Linked DNA regions of Homo sapiens: region 1 is linked to region 2. A link is a loop called in an ENCODE intact Hi-C map of the cell type or tissue named here. Cell type or tissue: HepG2. All regions are shown on one strand. Each heading gives the region's core, and the rest is flanking DNA. Links, peaks and the distances in the headings are about the cores only.

Region 1 (9,693 bases), core at 1,066-9,065, 63 kb after region 2:
AGGCAATTCAGGACGTAGGCATGGACAAAGACTTCATGACTAAAACATCAAAAGGAATGGCAACAAAAGCCAAAATTGACAAATGGGATCTAATTAAACTAAAGAACTTCTACACAGCAAAAGAAGTTATCATCAGAGTGAACAGGCAACCTACAGAATGGGAGAAAATTTTTGCAATCTATTCATCTGACAAAGGGCTAATATCCAGAATCTACAATGAACTCAAACAAATTTACAAGAAAAAAACAACCCCATCAAAAAGTGGGTGAAGGATATGAACAGACACTTCTCAAAAGAAGACATTTATGCAGCCAACAATCATATGAAAAAAAGCTCATCATTGCTGGTCATTAGAGAAATGCAAATCAAAACCACAATGAGATACCATCTCACACCAGTTAGAATGGCGATCATTAAAAAGTCAGGAAACGACAGATGCTGGAGAGGATGTAGAGAAATAGGAACGCTTTTACACTGTTGATGGTGGTATAAATTAGTTCAACCATTGTGGAAGACGGTGTGGCAATTTCTGAAGGATCTAGAACCAGAAATACCATTTGACCCAGCAATCCCATTACTAGGTATATACCCAAAGGATTAGAAATCATTCTACTATAAAGACACATGCACACATATGTCTATTGCAGCACTGTTCACAATAGCAAAGACTTGGAACCAACCCAAATGCCCATCAGTGATAGACTGGATAAAGAAAATGTGGCATATATACACCATGGAATACTACGCAGCCATAAAAAAGGGTGAGTTCATGTCCTTTGCAGGGACATGGATGAAGCTGGAAGCCACCATTCTCAGCAAACTAACACAAGCACAGAAAACCAAACACCACATGTTCTCACTCATAAGTGGAAGTTGAACAATGAGAACACATGGACACAGGAAGGGGAATATCACACACTGGGGCCTGTTGCGGGTGGGGAGTCTAGGGAAGGGATAGCATTAGGAGAAATACCTAATGTAGATGACAGGTTGATGGGTGCAGCAAACCACCATGGCACGTGTATACCTATGTAACAAACCTGCACGTTCTGCACATGTACCCCAGAATAAAGAAAAAAAAATACAGGCTGGGCACGGTGGCTCATGCCTGTAATCCCAGCACTTTGGGAGGCTAAGGTGGATGGATCACAAGGTCAAGAGTTCGAGACCAGCCTGGCCAATATGGTGAAACCCCGCCTCTACTAAAAATCCAAAAAAATTAGCCAGGCGTTGTGGCACATGCCTGTACTCCCAGCTACTTGGGAAGCTGAGGCAGGAGGATTGCTTGAACCTGGGAGGCGGAGGTTGCAGTGAGCCGAGATCACACCACTGCACTCCAGCCTAGGTGACAGAGTGAGACTCCGACTCACACACACACAAAAATATATATATGTATATATATATGACCTATGACCTGTAAGCCCATGTTTCCAGATGTCCTTCCTGCCTTTCCAGGTCAACTGTTACCAATGCCCTGGGTTCCTGTAATGTCCCATGTTAGAAATCAAGAGAGATCACCAGATACAGCAGCAAAGAGAAACTTTTTTATTTTTTTTATTTATTTATTTATTTATTTATTTATTTATTTATTTATTTTGAGATGGAGTCTCACTCTGTTGCCCAAGCTGGAGTTCAGTGGCGCGATCTCAGCTCACTGCAACCTCCGCCTCCTGGGTTCAAGCGATTCTCCTGCCTCACCCTCCCAAGTAGCTGGGATTACAGGCGCCTGCCACCACCCCTGGCTAGCTTTTTGTATTTCTAGTAGAGACAGGGTTTTGCCATATTGTCCAGACTGGTCTCCAGCTTCTGACCTCAGGTGATCTACTGGCCTTGGCCTCCCAAAGAAAGTTTATTTTAGCTTGTGCTCAGGAAAGAACAAAGAATGGACTGTTCCCTGAGAGGACTGTGTGGGTTAGTTTTACAGGGCCTTTGTAAAAGGCAGGGTTCCATCAGGAGATCTACAGGAGGGGTTTTTCTAACGCTTGCACAGTGGTTCAACCTGCTTCTTTATACATTGTATGTAGCATTAGCTGGGCGATCTTGGCTCACTGCAACCTCCGCCTCCTGGGTTCAAGTGATTCTCCTGCCTCAGCCTCCCAAGTAGCTGGGATTACAGGCATGCGCCACCATGCCCAGCTAATTTTGTATTTTTAATAGAGACTGGGTTTCTCTGTGTTGGTCGGGCTGGTCTCAGGCTCTTGACCTTAGGTGATCCGCCCACATCGGCCTCCCAAACTGCTGGGATTACAGGCGTGAGCCACCGAGCCCGGCCGATAACATCACTATTGTAAAACATAAGATCAGTGCTTGAAATATTTTGCAGCCCCTGCACTCAGTGGATCAGCTGGCACCACCCAGATCAATAAACGGGCTCACCGTGACCCTCATTCAGGGACTGACTTAGCTCAAGACGACAAGCTTCAACTCCCTATGATTTCATCTCTCACCTGACCAAGCAGCACTCTCTCGCTTTCTGACCCCCCACCCACCAAATTATCCCTAAAATCCCTGATCCATGAGTTTTCAAGGAGACTGATTTGAGTAAAAATAAAACTCCAGTCTCCCCCACAACTGGCTCTGTGTGAATTAAACTCTATTGCAATTCCCCTTCCTTGATAAATCAGCTCTGTCTAGACAGCAGGCAAGGGGACCCCATTGGGGCAGTTGCAGGTTCGTGTAATCTCCCAGGCTAGAAGTCAAGAGAGATCACCAGACATAGCAGTAATGACAAAGTTTATTTTAGCTTGTGCTCAAGGGAGCCAGCATGGAGAAAGCGCAAAGAATGGGCTGCTCCCCGAGAACAGTGTGTGGGTTAGTTTTAGGGTCTTTGTAAAGGAAAGGGTTACATCAGGGCACACATAGGAGGGGCTTTTCTTGTGCTTGCCGGTGGTTCAACATGCTTTTTGATATGTCATATGTAGCCTTCACATTTTAAATCTCCAACCCTGAGTATGATTTTTAGTATTAAAATAAGGAAGGAGTAATTGTAGGCTGGAGTTTAACTTTACATGTAGGGCTCTGGGGAAGTCTCCAGCTCCCCTGAAATAAGAGCTTGCAGTTAACTGCTCCTTGGGTCTTTTGTTGCTGACTGGCTGAGAGTTAGAGAAGCTAGAGCTTGAGTGGGGGCCTCCGTATGCTTTTCCTCCAGACCATCTTAAAGTAGGGAACCAACCTGCCTGCCTGTCTCAAAACCAATGTATACTTTATATGTATTGATTTACATCTTCGCCTGTAACTCCTGTCTCCCTAAAATGTATAAAACCAAACTGTAACCTGACCACCCCGGCACACTTTCTTAGGTCCTCATGAGATCTCCCTGGGCCATGGTCACTCATAATGGCTCAGAATAAACTCCATTAACACTAAGGAATGAATTCCAAGCATAAACCTTTCACCCCAGATCTGTTTCTTTCTACCACTTACTCCACCATTGTGATAGTTCTTCCTCTCCATACCCTACCACTTTGTAAAAACCCAATGGGGAAATCAGTGTTCCTTCCCAGGGCAAGGTCTAATCCAGCATCTTACATGGGTGTTAAGATCAGTCCCTAAAAAGCTGAGCTATGCTGGCTTAGCTTGGCCTTGTCCCTCTGTAGTCTGGGCAAAGCAGGATATGCCATCTCCTTAAGACCTCCATTCCCCAGGGTGCTTGGGTCCAATTTAATTGAATTGAATGTAGCCCTTACACTGACCTGCCTTGGGATTGACCAGAATTATGTGTATTTTTTTAAGCTCTTGAGTCACCAAGATTTATGTATTATTATTATTATTTTTTGAATCAAAGTCTCGCTCTGTCACCCACACTGGAGGGCAGTGGCGTGATCTCGGCTCACTGCAGCCTCTGCCTCCCAGGTTCAAGCGATTCTCCTGCCTTAGCTTCCAGAGTTGCTGGGATTACAGGCATGTGCCACCACACCCAGCTAATTTTTGTATTTATAGTACAGATGGGGTTTCACCATGTTGGCCAGGCTGGTCTTGAACTCCTGACCTCATGATCTGTCCGCCTGGGACTCCCAAAGTGCTGGGATTACAGGCGTGAGCCACAGCTCCCAGTGAGTTACCCAGCTCTCTTTTGCTTTCCTTTTTGACAGATAAGTAGGTAGAGTTTAGGAGGCTGGCCAATTCGTTATCTAGGATAAGGTAGAGGCTAGACTTCTCATGCTCTGGAATTTTCTTGGACTCAGTTTACTCCTATTGACTTGGAATGAAGAGAAAGCTTCTTACCAGGTTGAGTATGGAAAAACCCAAAAATATTTTTCCTCAGCTTTCCCATAACACAGAATACTTCTGTGCCCAGATGTATGAGGTTTCTCCACGCACCAAGCAATTCTACAGCAGGCAATAGCAGCTGAGTGTCCTGTAATTCAATTCTGACGCCATCCACCTGGAAACAGTGTCAGATCCCACAGGTCAAGGACTCAGTCCCCAAGACTCCCCCGCTGCAAAATCTGATGATAATCGGAAGCCACAGGTTGTTTCGCCCATGCTTCTGACTGACCTCCTACCAACTGGGGTTTGCACACCCCCTTGCTGGGCTCAGTTAATTTGCTAGAGTGGCTCACAGGACTCAAGGAAATACCTACATTAACAGATTCATTATAAGGAATATTACAAAGGATACAGGTGAAGACATGCACAGGGTGAGGTATGAGGAAATTGGAGGGCAGCTTCCACGCCCTCCCTGGGTACCACCCTACAGGAACCTCCATGTGTTCAGCTCTCCAGAAGTTCCTCAAACCCTTTTGGGTTTTTATGGAAGCTTCATTACATAGATACAATTAATTCACTGTTAGCCATTGGTAATCAACTTAACCTCAGCCTCTCTCTCTTCCCGGGAGGCTGGGGGTGGGGCTGAAAGTCCCAACTCTCTAATCCTGCCTTGGTCTTTCTTGTGACCAGCCCCTATACTGAAGCTACCTGCGTGCTGCCAGCCTTCAGTCAACTTATTAGCATACAAAAAGACAGCACTTCGGAGGTTCTAAGGGTTTTAGCTGTATGCCAAGAGGCCACGGAAGACCAAATATATATTTCACATGATCATGTAGGTGTTCCTTGTTTGTCTCACCAACCATCTGACAGGTTCCTCCAGGGCCTCAGATGAGTCTTTTCACTCTGTAGTCCCAGTACCTAGCACAATGCCTGACAGACAAATTGTAAGCACTCTATAAATGTTGAATGGAAACTGTAGATACCCCAGGGATTGTCTGTACATTTAGGGCTAAACCTGCTAACACGGCTGCCACAGTAACACAGGACATCTCCCTCTAGATAGCTTAGCATGGTGGCTCAGAGCACAGAGTCTACAGTAAGACTCTTGAGTTCAAATCCCAACCCTGCCATTTCATAATATACTGTGACCCTGGTCAGATTACTTGTTTTCCCTCAGTGAACTGAGGATATCTCCTAAGGTTGATGAGAGGATTACATGAGTTAATGTTTAGAAACCCGCTTAGCATAGAGGCTGGCACGAAGCTGAGAGCTATATCAAGTGTTGATAAGTAAATAGAACAGTTTTCTTAGCCTTACTGACATCTTTAATGGTATCAAACTATGGGGGATATTTAGAATAATTTACATGGTTCTATAGTACTTTAACTTGTTAGACATCTTTCCTGCTGTTATCTCTTTAAAAATTCTCATATCACTTCTACTTTGAAGGAAGATCATTAAATGAATTTATGGGAGGCCACTGCTTTGGACTGAGCTCCTGCACTAGGCCCACCAGACCAGACCAAACCAAACCAGAATGGAGTTCCTCATGCTAGGTGCCACATAATCAAACTGAACTTTGAATGGGCCAGTTTTCAAAAAACAGGAGACACAGGAACCAGTCACAAGGGGCCTAGTTTACCTGAGCCAGCATGACAAAAAGTTCCCTCTGTTTTAACTCTGTAAGGAAAGTAACTTTGAAATGACCGATCAACTCTTTGTTACCTGTCTCAGCCCCTTTTTGCCTATAAAGCTGTAAATGAAAGGTATCTGAGGCAGGTCGCAATCAATTTAGAAAGTTTATTTTGCCAAGGTTTAGGATGTGTCTGTGGCACAACCTCAGGAGGTCCTGACAACACGTGCTAAGGTGGGTGGGGCACAGCTTGGTTTTATACTTTGGGAAGACATGAGACATCAATCAATACATGTAAGATGTACATTGGTTTGGTCTAGAAAGCTGTGACAACTCAAAGTGGGGGTTTTCAGGTCACAGGGAGATTTAAAGATTTTCTGATTGGGGATTGGTTGAAAGAGTTATTAAATAGAAAGGATGTCTGGGATACAATAAGGGGTTGTGGAGACCAAGGTTTTATCAGACAGATGAAGCCTCCAGAGGACATGCTTCAGAGAGAATAGATTGTAAATGTTTCTTATCAGACTTAAAGAGTCTGTTCTATCTGTAATTCCAAAAGGGGGGAAGGTATAATGAAGCATATCTGTTTCCCTCTTCCCATCATGGCCTGGATTAGTTTTTCAGGTTAACTTGTAACGCCCTTGCCAAGAGGAGGGACCTGTTCAGATAGTGGGAGGCTCAGAATTTTATTTTTGGTTTACAAAGCCAATCTCTTCTGCTCAGCCCATCAGAGCACCTGTCTATTTTTACAGAGATGTTGTCTAATTCATGAATTGCTAATTAAGCCAATTAGATCTTTAAACTAAATTTGTTGTAATTTCGTCTTTTGACAATGTTATCGTTTCTATTTTAGGGAAGCAGAAACTGGAGTTCAGATTGGGGAAGTGGCAGCTAGCTAGAGGATCCCAGAGCTGTCACTAGCCAAACTACACAAAACACAATGGAGAAAAGGTGGATATGGGAGCTGGGGCAGGGAGGGGAGGATTCTGAGTTGAAATGAACTGTGATTGCAGTTTGTGAAAAATATTTTTTCTTTTTTTATTTTTTTATTTTTGAGATGGAGTTTCACTCTTGTCACCCAGGCTGGAGTGCAATGGTGTGATCTCCACGATCTCTGCTTACTGCAACCTCTGCCTCCTGGGTTCAAGGGATTCTCCTGCCTCAGCCTCCCGAGTAGCTGGGATTATAGGTGCCTGCCACCATGCCCAGCTAATTTTTGTGTGTGTGTGTGGTTTTTTTTTAGTAGAGATGGGGTTTCACCATGTTGGCCAGACTGGTCTCAAACTCCTGACCTCAGGTGATCCACCCGCCTCGGCCTCCCAAAATTCTGGGATTACAAGCGTGAGCCACCATGCTCGGCCTGTGAAAAATATTTCGTAGTCATAGTTTGCCTGTGAATTTCTCATGCTGAAAAACGAGGTGCTCAACAAACTCCAAAGAAAGTTCAGATGTCAACTTTGAATTTTCTGGAATTTACTTGATGCAATTTTCAATTATGCCTTTCTCCATGGAGGTTTCATAGTTGGTATCAGTGCCGCGACATGAGGGACATTTACATCAGGGCTTGAACATAAAGTAGATGGGCCTATGGCTCATAGATAAACATTCACAACAAGCTTCCATCAGTGACTTGGTCGGCGGTGGTGGGGATTTAGGAGAAATTTATGAAGAGAATTGTAGGAGAGCAGTCAGGGTGGTAGGAAAAATTATAGGAAAAGGATGCAAACCTTCTCGGAAGGCTGGGAGTTTGCATAGCTTCAGAAGAGAGTTTGGCTGAAGGCAGCTGAATTCTCTTAAGAGCTTAGGTTAGATAACAAGGGGTTGTAAAGAAACTGATCTAGATAAGTTAGTTTACTTAGGCTCAGAACCTGGCCTTTAATCATCCATGTGGGACTACTCTCTCCAGGGAGGGCAACCATGTTAATTACCCACAAGAGGGTTGACTCAAAGCCTTTGTCATTAAATCTGTACTAAATAAATGCCTGCAGCACCAACTTGTCAGGGCCATGGCTGCTGACTCCTTACAGCACCCTCCTCAGGGTCTGTGCATGGCCCAGTCCCCTAGCCTGCTCTTTCACTGGATACTGGTGTCTTGAGTGCATTCTTTCATCCATCGTTCGGCCAGCGTCTGTGGGTTGGACCTGGCAAGCATCCATAGAAATCATGTTAATATTTTAGTAGGATAACTTTAGGGACGCAAATGTACTAGAATGGTCCTGAGTCTAGCCCATCTTTCTTTTTCATGAGCTCATTGAATAAACCAAAATATTATCAGAAAGGGGTCCCAATCCAGACCCCCAAGAGCGGGTTCTTGGATCTCACGCAAGAAAGAATTCAAGGCGACTCTGTTAAGTTAAGTCAAAGCAAGTTTATTAAGAAAGTAAAGGGGCCAGGTGCAGTGGCTCATGCCTGTAATCCCAGCACTTTTGGAGGCCGAGGTGGGCGGATCACAAGGTCAGGAGATTGAGACCATCCTGGCTAACACGGTGAAACCCTGTCTGTATTAAAAATACTTTGTTCAGCCTTTGTTACAAAGCCGATTTTGTTTGTTTGTTTGTTTGTTGTTTTTGGTTGGGGGGGGACCAAACCACTTTATTGAGGGGAATGGGGTGGCAAAGCAGCAAGGATGATGAGATCTGACATCCTCGGCTGGGAGCTCCTAGGATCTGCAGGCACTGAAAGCTACCAGCAGGTTTTTTAAAGGCAAAGGGGACAAGCAGTGGGCTGATACAAAGTTGTATGACAGGAAGTCTCATTGGTTTACAGAAATAACATTAATGATTGGCTATACATTGTTAAGCTATAGTGTGTGGGTTATAGTGTCAAGTACATTATTATTAGGTTAATTTATAGCTATTATGGCAACAGCAAGAAGTTTCAGAAGATGAATATATCACTCAAGGGGGAAGTACAATGTGATTGTTGGCTCATCTTAATGTCTTTCTGGGCCACACGCAGTGGCTCACGTCTATAATCCCAGCACTTTGGGAGGCTGAGGTGGGCGGATCACCTGAGGTCAGGAGTGTGAGACCAGCCTGGCCAACATGGCAAAACCCCATCTCTACTAAAAATACAAAAATTATCCAGGCATGGTGGCATCCCTGTAATCCCAGCTACTCGGGAGGCTGAGACAGGAGAATCGCTTACATCCAGGAGGCAGAGGTTGCAGTGAGCCAAGATCACACCACTGTACTCCAGCCTGGGTGACAGAGCAAGAGTGTCTCAAAAAAAGTCTCTCTGGGTCTGATAATTTTAAAGGACTCACCTTCCTTGGATAAAAGCTATTTTCTCTTCTCATTGATAAAGACAAGATTAAAAAAATTTTTTTCAGACTACCAAATTGATTAACAAAGTGGCAGGAAGTAAATTAGAAAGAACAAATCTGTCCATTAAAAGCGGATACTTTTTATTTATTTATTTACTTACTTTTTTGTTTGAGACAGAGTCTTGCTCTGAGCTCAGGCTGGATTGCAGTCAGTTGTGCAGTCATAGCTCACTGCAGCCTTCGATTACTGGGCTCAAGGGATCCTCCCACCTCAGCCTCCCAAGTAGCTGGGACTGCAGGCAGCACTTGGCTGATTTTTAAAATTTTTTTTGTAGAGATAGGGTCTTGCTATGTTGGCCAGGCTGGTCTCAAATTCCTGGGCTCAAGCAATCCTCCTGCCTTGGGCTCCCAAAGTGCTGGGATTACAGGTGTGAGCCACTGTGCCCAACAAAAGCAGATTTTAAAATATTTACATCATTTAATTTTTGTATCAGCCTGGTTTAGGGTAAACAGATTGTAGGGACCAAGGGAAAACTTCTCCTTCACCCGCTGAAGGTTCACTGAAAAATCAACTGACAAAAGGCAT
Region 2 (9,693 bases), core at 522-8,521:
GTGTTTGCTGATTTCCATAGTGTTATAATTTGAATTGTGTCCTCAAAAAGATATGTTGAAATCTTAACTCCCAGAAGCTCAGAATGTGGCCTTATTTGGAAATAGGGTAATTGCAGATATAATTAGTTAAAATGAGGTCATACTGGAGTGGGATGGGCTCTTAATACAACTAGTGTCCTTATAAGAGGAGGAGAAGAGACACAGACAGACACACCCACCAAGAATGCCACGTGACTCTGGAGGTGGAGATTAGAGCAACATGTCTGCAAACCAAGGAGTGGCAGGGATTGACGCCCCCATCAGAAGCTAGGAAGAGGTAAAGAAGACTTCTACCCAGGATCTCAGAGGAAACATAGCTCTGCTGACCCCGGTTCCAGATTTCTGGCCTCCAGAACTAGAAGAGAATACATTTCTATTGTTTAAAGCCACACACTTTGTGGTACTTTGCCATGGTAGCCTAGGAAACTAATACACATGGTGTAAATAGAGGTTGAGTATCTCTATTCCGAACATCCAAAATCCAAAATGTTCCAGAATCTGAAACTTTTTGAGTGCCAACATGATACAAGTGGAAAATTTCACACCCACCCTCATGGGATGAGTCGCAGTCAAAATGCAATCAATGCACAATAGCAAACATAGAGAATCAACCTAAGTGTTGATCAGTGGAGGATTGAGTGAAGAAAATGTGATGTATACTCCATGGAATACTAGTCAGCCATAAAAAAGAATGAAATCATGTCTCTTGCAGCAGCATGGATAGAACTGGAGGCTGCTATCTTAAGTGAAATATAACAGAAACAGAAAGTCAAATATCACATGTTCTCACTTCTAAGTGCGAGCTAAATAACATGTACACATGGACATAGAGAGTGGGATAATAGACATCAGAGACTCAAAAAGGTAGGAGGGTAGGCAGGGTGAGAGACAAAGAATCACCTATTAGGGACAACATGCACTCATCTAGTGAGGGTTTCTCTAAAAGCCCACATTTCACCACTATGCTATATAGCCATGTAAGGTAACTACAGTTGTAGCTCCCAAATCTATAAAAGTAAAAATAATTTTTAAAAAACTTGGTTTCATGCATGAAATTACTAAAAATATTGCATAAAATGACGCTTGAGTCTCTGTTTAGAAGGTGTACGTGAAACATAAAGGAATTTGTGTTTAGACATGGGTACCATCCCAAGATCTCTCATTATGCATATGCAAATATTCCAAAGTCCAAAATCCAAAACACTTCTGGTCCCAAGCGTCTCAGATAGGGGATGCTCAACCCATCCATCTTGGCCAAGTAACATGACTCCCCTGAATGCAGGGCTGGGATCCTGCGTGCTCCTGTTCTCATGAGCCAGGGTGTTCCAGCACAGGGCAGAACGGAAGGCTGCTAATCTAAGGCATGGAGAGTTCTGAGTTTGTCCAGAGAAGAATCTGACATAGGTTTGACTGAAAATCTTTGGTGTAGAATTATCATCAATGGACATTGTCCTATTTTGTATGCATTTTACCTTTTAAAGTCTCCATGTTGGGTTCCAGGAATACATTAACCTAATTCAGTTCCAGAGACACAAATGAGATCATGAATGCAAACCTGCCGGATGACTATTCAAATATCAATGACAACATGCAGAAATACAGTTCCAGTTGCACTGTTGAGACGAATTCCCATGTGTATGTACATGGTTTCAGCTGGGAGTTTTAAAGCCACTCAGCATTGAAATAGCCTGGATCAAGACAGACAAACACACAATGAAACTGCACACAAATAGTAGTGTCAGGACACTGTGGTCTTTCTGCTGAACCTCTCATCTTTTTTTTTTTTTTTTTTTTTTGAGACGGAGTCTTGCTCTGTTGCCCAGGTGGGAGTGCAATGGCATGATCTCAGCTCACTGCAACCTCCACCTCCCGGGTTCAAGCAATTCTCCTGCCTCAGCCTCCTGAGTAGCTGGGACTACAGGTGTGTGCCACCACGCCCGGCTAATTTTTGTATTTTTAGTAGAAACGGGGTTTCACCGCATTAGCCAGGATGGTCTTGATCTCCTGACCTCATGATCTGCCTGCCTTGGCCTCCCGAAGTGCTGGGATTACAGGCATGAGCCACCACGCTCAGCCAATGAACCTCTCGTTTCCATCCACCAAATAGGTATTGGGCTTTGAAGTCAGTCAGACCTGGGTTCAAATTCTAGCTCTGCCACTTACAGTCTATGTAGCTTGGGACAAACTGCTTAAACTCTAAAGCCTCAGTTTCCCCATCTGTGTAAAGGTGTTAAGAAGACTTAACTCAAAGGGCAATTATGAGGATTGACAGCGTTGACACAATACCTGGCATATGATGAACACTCAATAGACAGTAATCAAGCTATGCTGGCCACTCCCTATGTGGAGTTTTGAATCAGGAGGCTGAGTGCAGAGTGCAGAGTCCTCTTGGCCAGGTCCGACTGCGGAGACGGCAGAGGAGTGAAGGAGGTGCTGTGTACCCCAGGTCCCAGCTGTGTGCACCTTGAACTGGGGGAACCCCCGCCTCCTTTCTGTCTGGCATGAACTCTGCTTCCTCCCAAGGAGTTTGAGGCCTGAATTCACCCATGGTTTATTCACCCCTGACCCAAGCAAACGTTCAGTGTTGAGAGGAAGCAACAAATGTGAAAGATCAAGGCAGAACACAGAGCATTTCTGAGGAAGTCTGTCGCGCCCACTGTTTTGACAGGCTCTGGAAGCCCAGCTTTGCCTAGCCCAGGGCAAGTACAGTACTCTAGGAAGTAGTACTCGGGTGGGGCTGTTGGTAGCCGGGGGTGGTCATCTGATTACCAGGGAAATGCAGAGTTTATTTTATCTAATTACCAGGGAACTGCCTGAGAGATTTCATCTGTCATAATTCTAAACAATGCTGAGGAGACTTTATCTTTACAGTTTCCAGTGTAAAGGCCAGAGGATGCTGGTTGTTGAGAGTGGTGAGGGGGACATAAGCGTACATTATTCAGTTTTGTCTGATTTTGTATACACTTGAAAATCCCCTTAATAAAAAGCAGCACCAAAGCCAGGAGCAATGGTGTGCACCTGTGGTCCCAGCTACTCGGGAGTCTGAGTGGGGAGGATGGCTTGAGCCCAGGAATTCCAGACCAGCCTGGGCAACATAGTGAGACCCACCTCTAAAAAACCAGCAACAAACAAAAAACAGAAAAACCAAAACAAATTTTTTTTTTTTTTGAGACGGAGTCTGGCTCTGTCTCCCAGGCTGGAGTGCAGTGGCGCCATCTCGGCTCACTGCAAGCTCCGCCTCCCGGGTTCACGCCATTCTCCTGCCTCAGCCTCCCGAGTAGCTGGGACTACAGGCGCCCGCCACCACGCCCGGCTAATTTTTTGTATTTTTAGTAGAGACGGGGTTTCACCGTGTTAGCCAGGATGGTCTCGATCTCCTGACCTCATGATCCGCCCGCCTCGGCCTCCCAAAGTGCTGGGATTACAGGCGTGAGCCACCGCGCCCGGCCCCAAAACAAATAATTTTAAAAGAAACAAAAATTTAAAAAACAACTAACAACCAGGAATAACCCTCTCCTTTGAGAACCCCAATACCACCTCACAATACACATAATCATGAGAATCTGTATTAAGGGTTTCTCACCCTTAATACAGGAAGTTGCCATACAAAAGGAAGTATGCAGACGTCGCTCTGTGTCTCTTAAAGTTCCAACGTTTCCTTACTCATAAATGACAAAGAGTGCTCTTCAGATTGACACATCAGGTTGCAGCTCTTCTCTGCTTGAAATCCCTCTGTAGCTTTTCAAGGTAGTGTCCCCTCCTTCGAAGGGAACAGCAGCTCCTTTGTGACCAGGATCCAGCACACGTTTCGTCTCCTATTTGTACTCTCCGGCTCTTGTGTGCTGGTCTTCTCCCTCCAGCTCCAGGGAATGATGTGCGTTTTCCTGGCATTTGCCTTCTGCCTCTTTCCTGGATCCGGGCTGTTTCCACTTCCTCCCCTCCCCACTCCCACGCCCCTGCCCATCACCTACTCATCCTGCAAGTCTGACCTGAAGCCCTGCCTCTTGTGCAAGATCTCCGGACCCTCAGCAGAGACCTCCCTCCATGCTCCTGTTGCAGGACTTTCCCTTAGTTCAGCTGCAAGATCTCCGGACCCTCAGCAGACCTCCTTCCCTGTTCCTGTTACAGGACTTTCCCTTAGTTCAGCCAACCACGGGGTCCTTGTCCGTCCCACGGCCACGAAAATGTAGGCTTGCAGACGGTTTGAAGGGTGAGTAAAGCAGGGTTTTATTGGGTGAAAAGGAAAAAAGGGAGGAAAAGGGACCCTCTGCGAAGCCAGAGTCCCTGCTGGTGCCCTTCCTGTCTGCCAATTTGAATCCTAGATTCCACCCAGAAAGAGGTGGGGCCGGGCTCCTCCCCAGTGCGAAGGGCGTGAACTTGCCGAGGGTCCACCCCGGTGCACAGGCCGGTTGGAGATTGCTGTCTCACTCCCATTGTACATAGTCATTACCTCTCATTGTTTCTATTTTTTCCCTCTGAGAGAGGTGAGCCTCTTAAATGCAGGAGTGATTTTATCTTTTTGTCTTCCCAGTGCATGGCACATAGTTGATTTTTTGTTTTTTTTTTTCCTGAGACAGGGTCCAGCTCTGTCGCCCAGGCTGGAGTGCAGTGGCGCAATCTCGGTTCACTGCAGCCTTCACCTCTAGGCTCAAGTGATCCTCCCACCTCAGCCTCCCAAGTAGCTGGGACTAGAGGCATGCACCACCGCACTTGGCTAATTTTTGTATTTTTAGTAGAGATGGGCTTTCGCCATGTTGCTCAGGCTGGTCTCGAACTCCTGAGCTTGAGTGATCCACCTGTCTCAGACTCCAAAAGTGCTGAGATTACAGATGTGAGCCACCGCACCCAGCCAAAAACACAAATAAGTGTATTAATAGTGTGAGGCATTGCAAAATATTGCTGAGAATACAGTTCACTAGTATCATCATCATAGAGCACAAAACAAATTCTGATATTATTAAGAATATCAGCCAGGTGCAGTGGCTCACGCCTGTAATCCCAGTACTTTGGGAGGCTGAGGCAAGCAGATCACCATGTTGAGAGAGAGACCATCCTGGCCAACATGGTGAAACCCCGTCTCCACTAAAAATACAAAAATTAGCTGGGTGTGGTGGCACACACCTGTAATTCCAGCTACTCGGGAGGCTGAGGCAAGAGGATTACAGCCAGGCATGGTGGCTCACACCTGTAATCACAACACTTTGGGAGGCTGAGGCAGGCAAATCACGAGGTCAGGAGTTCGAGACCAGCCTGGCCAACATGGTGAAACTCTGTCTCTACTAAAAATACACAAATTAAATGGGTGTGGTGGCGGGCGCCTGTAATCCCAGCTACTTGGGAGGCTGAGCAAGGGGAACCATTTGAGCCCAGGAGGTGGAGGTTGCATTGAGCCGAGGTGACAGGGTGAGACTCCATCTCCAAAAAAAAAAAAAAAAAAAGAATATCGTAGCTCTAACACATACATAGAAAACTCATTCTATTAGAAATTAAATTATACTAATATTATTGACAATCACTTTTATAGCTGTCATTGTAAACTCAAAGACAAGAAATAAATTCATCACGAGAAAACATAAAACAAGTACTTAGCCTTATTGTTGAGTTGCCTTTTACTGAATGGTACCTCAGTTCTTGGGATAAAGTTTGAAACAGCAACTGGAAGGACAGCTTTAACTTGAAAACGGTTTTATTTTTAGAGTTGTCATGTTACAAAAGCTCTTCTCACATAGCTAAGCTGTTGGAAAGAGACCAGGTTTTGTGAAAGTTTTTCATTAAGTGTTTCATGTTATCATCACTGTAACCCCAAACAATGGCAAATGCTTCATAAGCCGCTGAAATGCCGATTCAGCTGATAAATTAATAAAATTCTCCTTCTTTAAAGTCCTAAGCCAGAAAACACTTGTTAACATTTTTAACAGGAATGAATGAAGATGGATGGACCACCCAAAGATGCTCCTATCCCAGGGTAATCTCCAAAGACAAAACATCAATTTCACTGTGTTTTTTGCTTACCCAGGTCAAGAGTTACCAATACCAAGACATCAAACTGCACAGAGATTGGACCTAGAGCAGCAGGAGGTAGTATATAAAACACCAATACTAGAGGGAATTAGGAGAGGGAGCAGAAAAATGATTCATCTGTAGCACGTGTGGTCTGCAAGTTGCAGGGTGTAGAATGTAGCTTGTGGATAGAGGAAGAGTATTAGAAAAAATTAATGCTCATTCAAGTTTATTTTATGAACTAGCCAAAAAGTCACACATGGATACTCACAGTAGGTAGAATAATCAGAGCAGAAATAGCACTTCTGGCACATAGTTATTGGGATTGAGGAAGAATTCATTTTAGCTTTAATTTTAAAATAGCTTTAATTACTTTTATTTTAATTAATTCTTCTAAAGCTTTTAATTTTAAAAAAGCTTTTAATTTTTATTGTGGAAAAACATACATAGCATAAAATTTGCCATTTTAACGATTTCTAAGTGCATAGTTCAGCGTCACTAAATACAATCACCTGATTGTACAACCGTCACCACCATCCATCATCTCTAGAGCTTTTTCCTTTTCAACTTCCCAAACTGAAACTCTGTACCCATTAAACAATAGCTCTTCATTACTCTATCCTCCCAGTACCTGGGAACCATCATTCTACTTCTGGTTTCTATGAAAATGACATTCTAGATATCTCATATAAGTGGAATCATGCAGTGTTTTTTGTATCCAGCTTCTTTCACTTAGCCTTATGTCAAGGCTCATCCATATCGTAGCATGTGTCAGAATGTCTCTTTTTAAGGCTAAGTAATATTCCACTGTATGTCTGTACCACATTTTGTTTATCCATTCCTCTGTCAATGAATGCTTCCACCTTTTGGCTATCATGAATAATGCTGCTATGCAAGTGAATTTGCAAATATCTGTTGAAGTCCCTGCTTTCAATTCTTATGGGTTTAAACCCAGAAGTGGACTTGATGACTCACAGGGTAATTCTATGTTCCAATTTTTTTAGGAGCCACTGTACTCTTTTTCCACCATGACTATACCACCGTAGAGTCCACCAGCAATGCACAGGAGTTCTGATTTGGCTACATCCTCACCAAAATGTATATTTCCTGTTTTTTTTGATAATTGCCATCTTAATGGGTATGAAGTAGTATCTTATTGTGGTTTTGATTTCCTTAGTAATCAGTGATGTTGAGCATCTTTTATGTGCTTGATGGCCATTTGTATATCTTCTTTGGGAAAATGTCTACGTAAGTCCTTTGAATATTTTTTAATTGGGTTGTTTATTTATTGTTGAGTTGTAGGAATTCTTTATATATTCTGGATATTGATCCCTTATCAAATATATTATTTGAAATATTTCCTTCCATTCTGCAGGTTGTCCTTTGATTGCACAAAAGTTTTAAATTTTGATGAAGTCCAGTTTACTTATCTTTTTCTTTTGTTGCCCATGCTTTTGGTGTCAGAAAGCTTTTAGCTTATAATTTTAAATATATCATGTTTCCTGCCTCATATGTACCACTGGACAAGGTCCCTTTTATGTGCTCAGCTTCTGTCAGAGGTCCATGTATTTTGAAGTGGAGAACAAAGATAATTGCAAAATTGGCATGGAGAACTAAGGTAATTATGAAAGTTCCAGACACAAAGAGAGAAGGTTCAATATGCCAGCAGTTCTCTACCAATCCATCCTGGAAGTCTTCTTTTAGGACTGCCTAAATAATGCAGGGGATGAGTGCAAGACACACAAGTGTTCCAGAAGCATGTAAACAAGATACCGAGAAGAGGATACGATAAAATAAGATGAGATAGGAATATTAGGAAAGCCCTTGTTCAGAAGGTTGCCTACAGAGGCAAAAGGGACAGTTTCACTTTGCTGAGGGAAACAGGGTGGTAAGAACCCTCACGGGGAAGACCTCTGCTTACCCTGACACAGAGAGAAGGTGTAAAATAACTTAATGGAAGACCATTAGGCTGAGATAGCTCCTATGGCCTGGGTTCCTACACAGACAAAATGAAACAAGCTTAGCCCGTCACAAGTGTCCGGATGAATATTACCTGTGTAATGAGAGGCCTTCCACCAGGATGGTTCAAATAATGCAACTGCCCAAATTTTCACCAAATAGTTTCTCTACTCCTACATTCACCCTATAAAAGCCTTCCCTACAAACACCACCAGTGCATCCTCCAACCAATTTCAGTTTGGCGCTGCCTGATCCATGAATCTCTGTCTGTTCAAATAAACTCTTTAAAATTCTAATATGCTTAAGTTTATCCTTTAAAAAAAAATTGAGATGGGATCTTCCTATGTTGCCCAGTCTGGTCTTGAACCCCTGAGCTTGAGGGATCATCCCATCTCAGCCTCCTGAGTAGCTGGGACTACAGAAATGTGCCCCCACACCCAGATTACATTTATCTTTAAACAAGAGTTTGACCCCTTTCTGAAATTTATTTATGTTAAGACATGAACCCTAGTGATATTGCAGGCTCATTTTAGACCATCAGACATTTTGGTCTCTGGACCACTATTTGCCGTTTGTGACCTGATCTCCTAAGAAATTCAAGTGTAATTCAAGTTAGTTTACCCTCTGCTGATCAGGGGAGGTTGCTCTGGGTGCAAGTTCAAGACAGGCACTCATGCCTTCCTACCAACTCCTCTGGAGATTCAACAGGGCAAATCTTGCTCTCTTGGGGCCTAGGACAGAGCAAGGCCTCCTTCTGGGGCTGAATCACTGAATTTCTTCCCAGCCCTGTGCCCTCCCTATATGAAGACACGGATGCTGGGTAGACAGTCACCAAAGACATGTCTCCCCTAGTGTCTGGACCCTTCACTGTATATCTCCTGGTCATTTCTGCTGACCAGACTACCCCCTCCCTGTGCTGACCTTGGAGAAGTGAAGCCTGCTCCCAAGGTACCTAGACTTTTTGCTGCTTTACAATCACACAGTTTCACCTGGGATAGGAGATGGCAGGAAAATCATCAGTGATTTCTGTTCCCCTCCGAGGGTCTCTAGATAATTTGATCATTGCCTCCCAAGGCTTTATTACCTGGCCAGTCTCCTGGAGAGATGAGAAATATTTCCACTGAGGACAGGATGCACTGCCTGACATGAGCTTATTGCAAGTTAAGTCTCCAACGTGGTTCAGAAAGGCCATCTGCCTTCTGCTCAGATCTGCTGCTCATGGGTTGAGTGCTCCTGACAGGTACACAAGTCTTCCACTCCAAAGCCCAGACCAGGAGAGGGGTGGCTTCACCAGTGGAGGGCACCAGGCTCTGTGATGAGCCGGGAACTGGAATGCGGCCACCTAGGCAGAAGTGGAGGTGATGGAGATACTGAGTGGCAGGGAGAGTAAGACCCTTGGTATGAAGAGCATTCATCATGGTATTTAAGTGACGACACCTGGAAGCCATGAAATTCACTAAAATCAATCTGTTGTAGATCACCAGTGATTTATAATTGTGTAATTTGATTTTTGTTTTTTCCTTCTAGCAAAACTTCCTTGTAGCCAGCAGGGTGGGAACTGAGGGAGGTGGTACCAGCCTAGTAAACCATGCAAGTTTCTAGTTGAGAGTTTCGGCCAAATTTCCATAAATTAGCCACACGAGCCTTTACAGAGGGCCAAAATCCAAACCTCTGACCTGTCGTCTCCTGACCCTG

Evidence for each region. Hi-C counts contacts between places; a loop is a spot of excess contacts. Peaks named below come from ENCODE experiments on the same cell type or tissue, not always from the same donor. Only the 100,000 strongest peaks of a DNase experiment are listed, where the experiment ranks them.
Region 1: it touches region 2 in a loop (3-fold over the local background); 2 of 110 quality-filtered maps call a loop at or near these places.

What each region holds. Positions count from the first base shown.
Region 1 is chr4:184,606,873-184,616,565 of GRCh38, forward strand. The region is part of intron 1 of LINC02365 (long intergenic non-protein coding RNA 2365); the gene reads right to left. Among named protein-coding and RNA genes, the nearest start is that of LINC02365, 13 kb to the right of the region's middle. In HepG2, for the core only: no CTCF peak of the experiment used is centred there; DNase peaks (open chromatin) are centred at 1,869 and 5,359.
Region 2 is chr4:184,544,836-184,554,528 of GRCh38, forward strand. No RefSeq gene overlaps it. Among named protein-coding and RNA genes, the nearest start is that of LINC02427, 12 kb to the left of the region's middle. In HepG2, for the core only: no CTCF peak of the experiment used is centred there; a DNase peak (open chromatin) is centred at 4,416; H3K4me3 peaks cover 1,992 bases.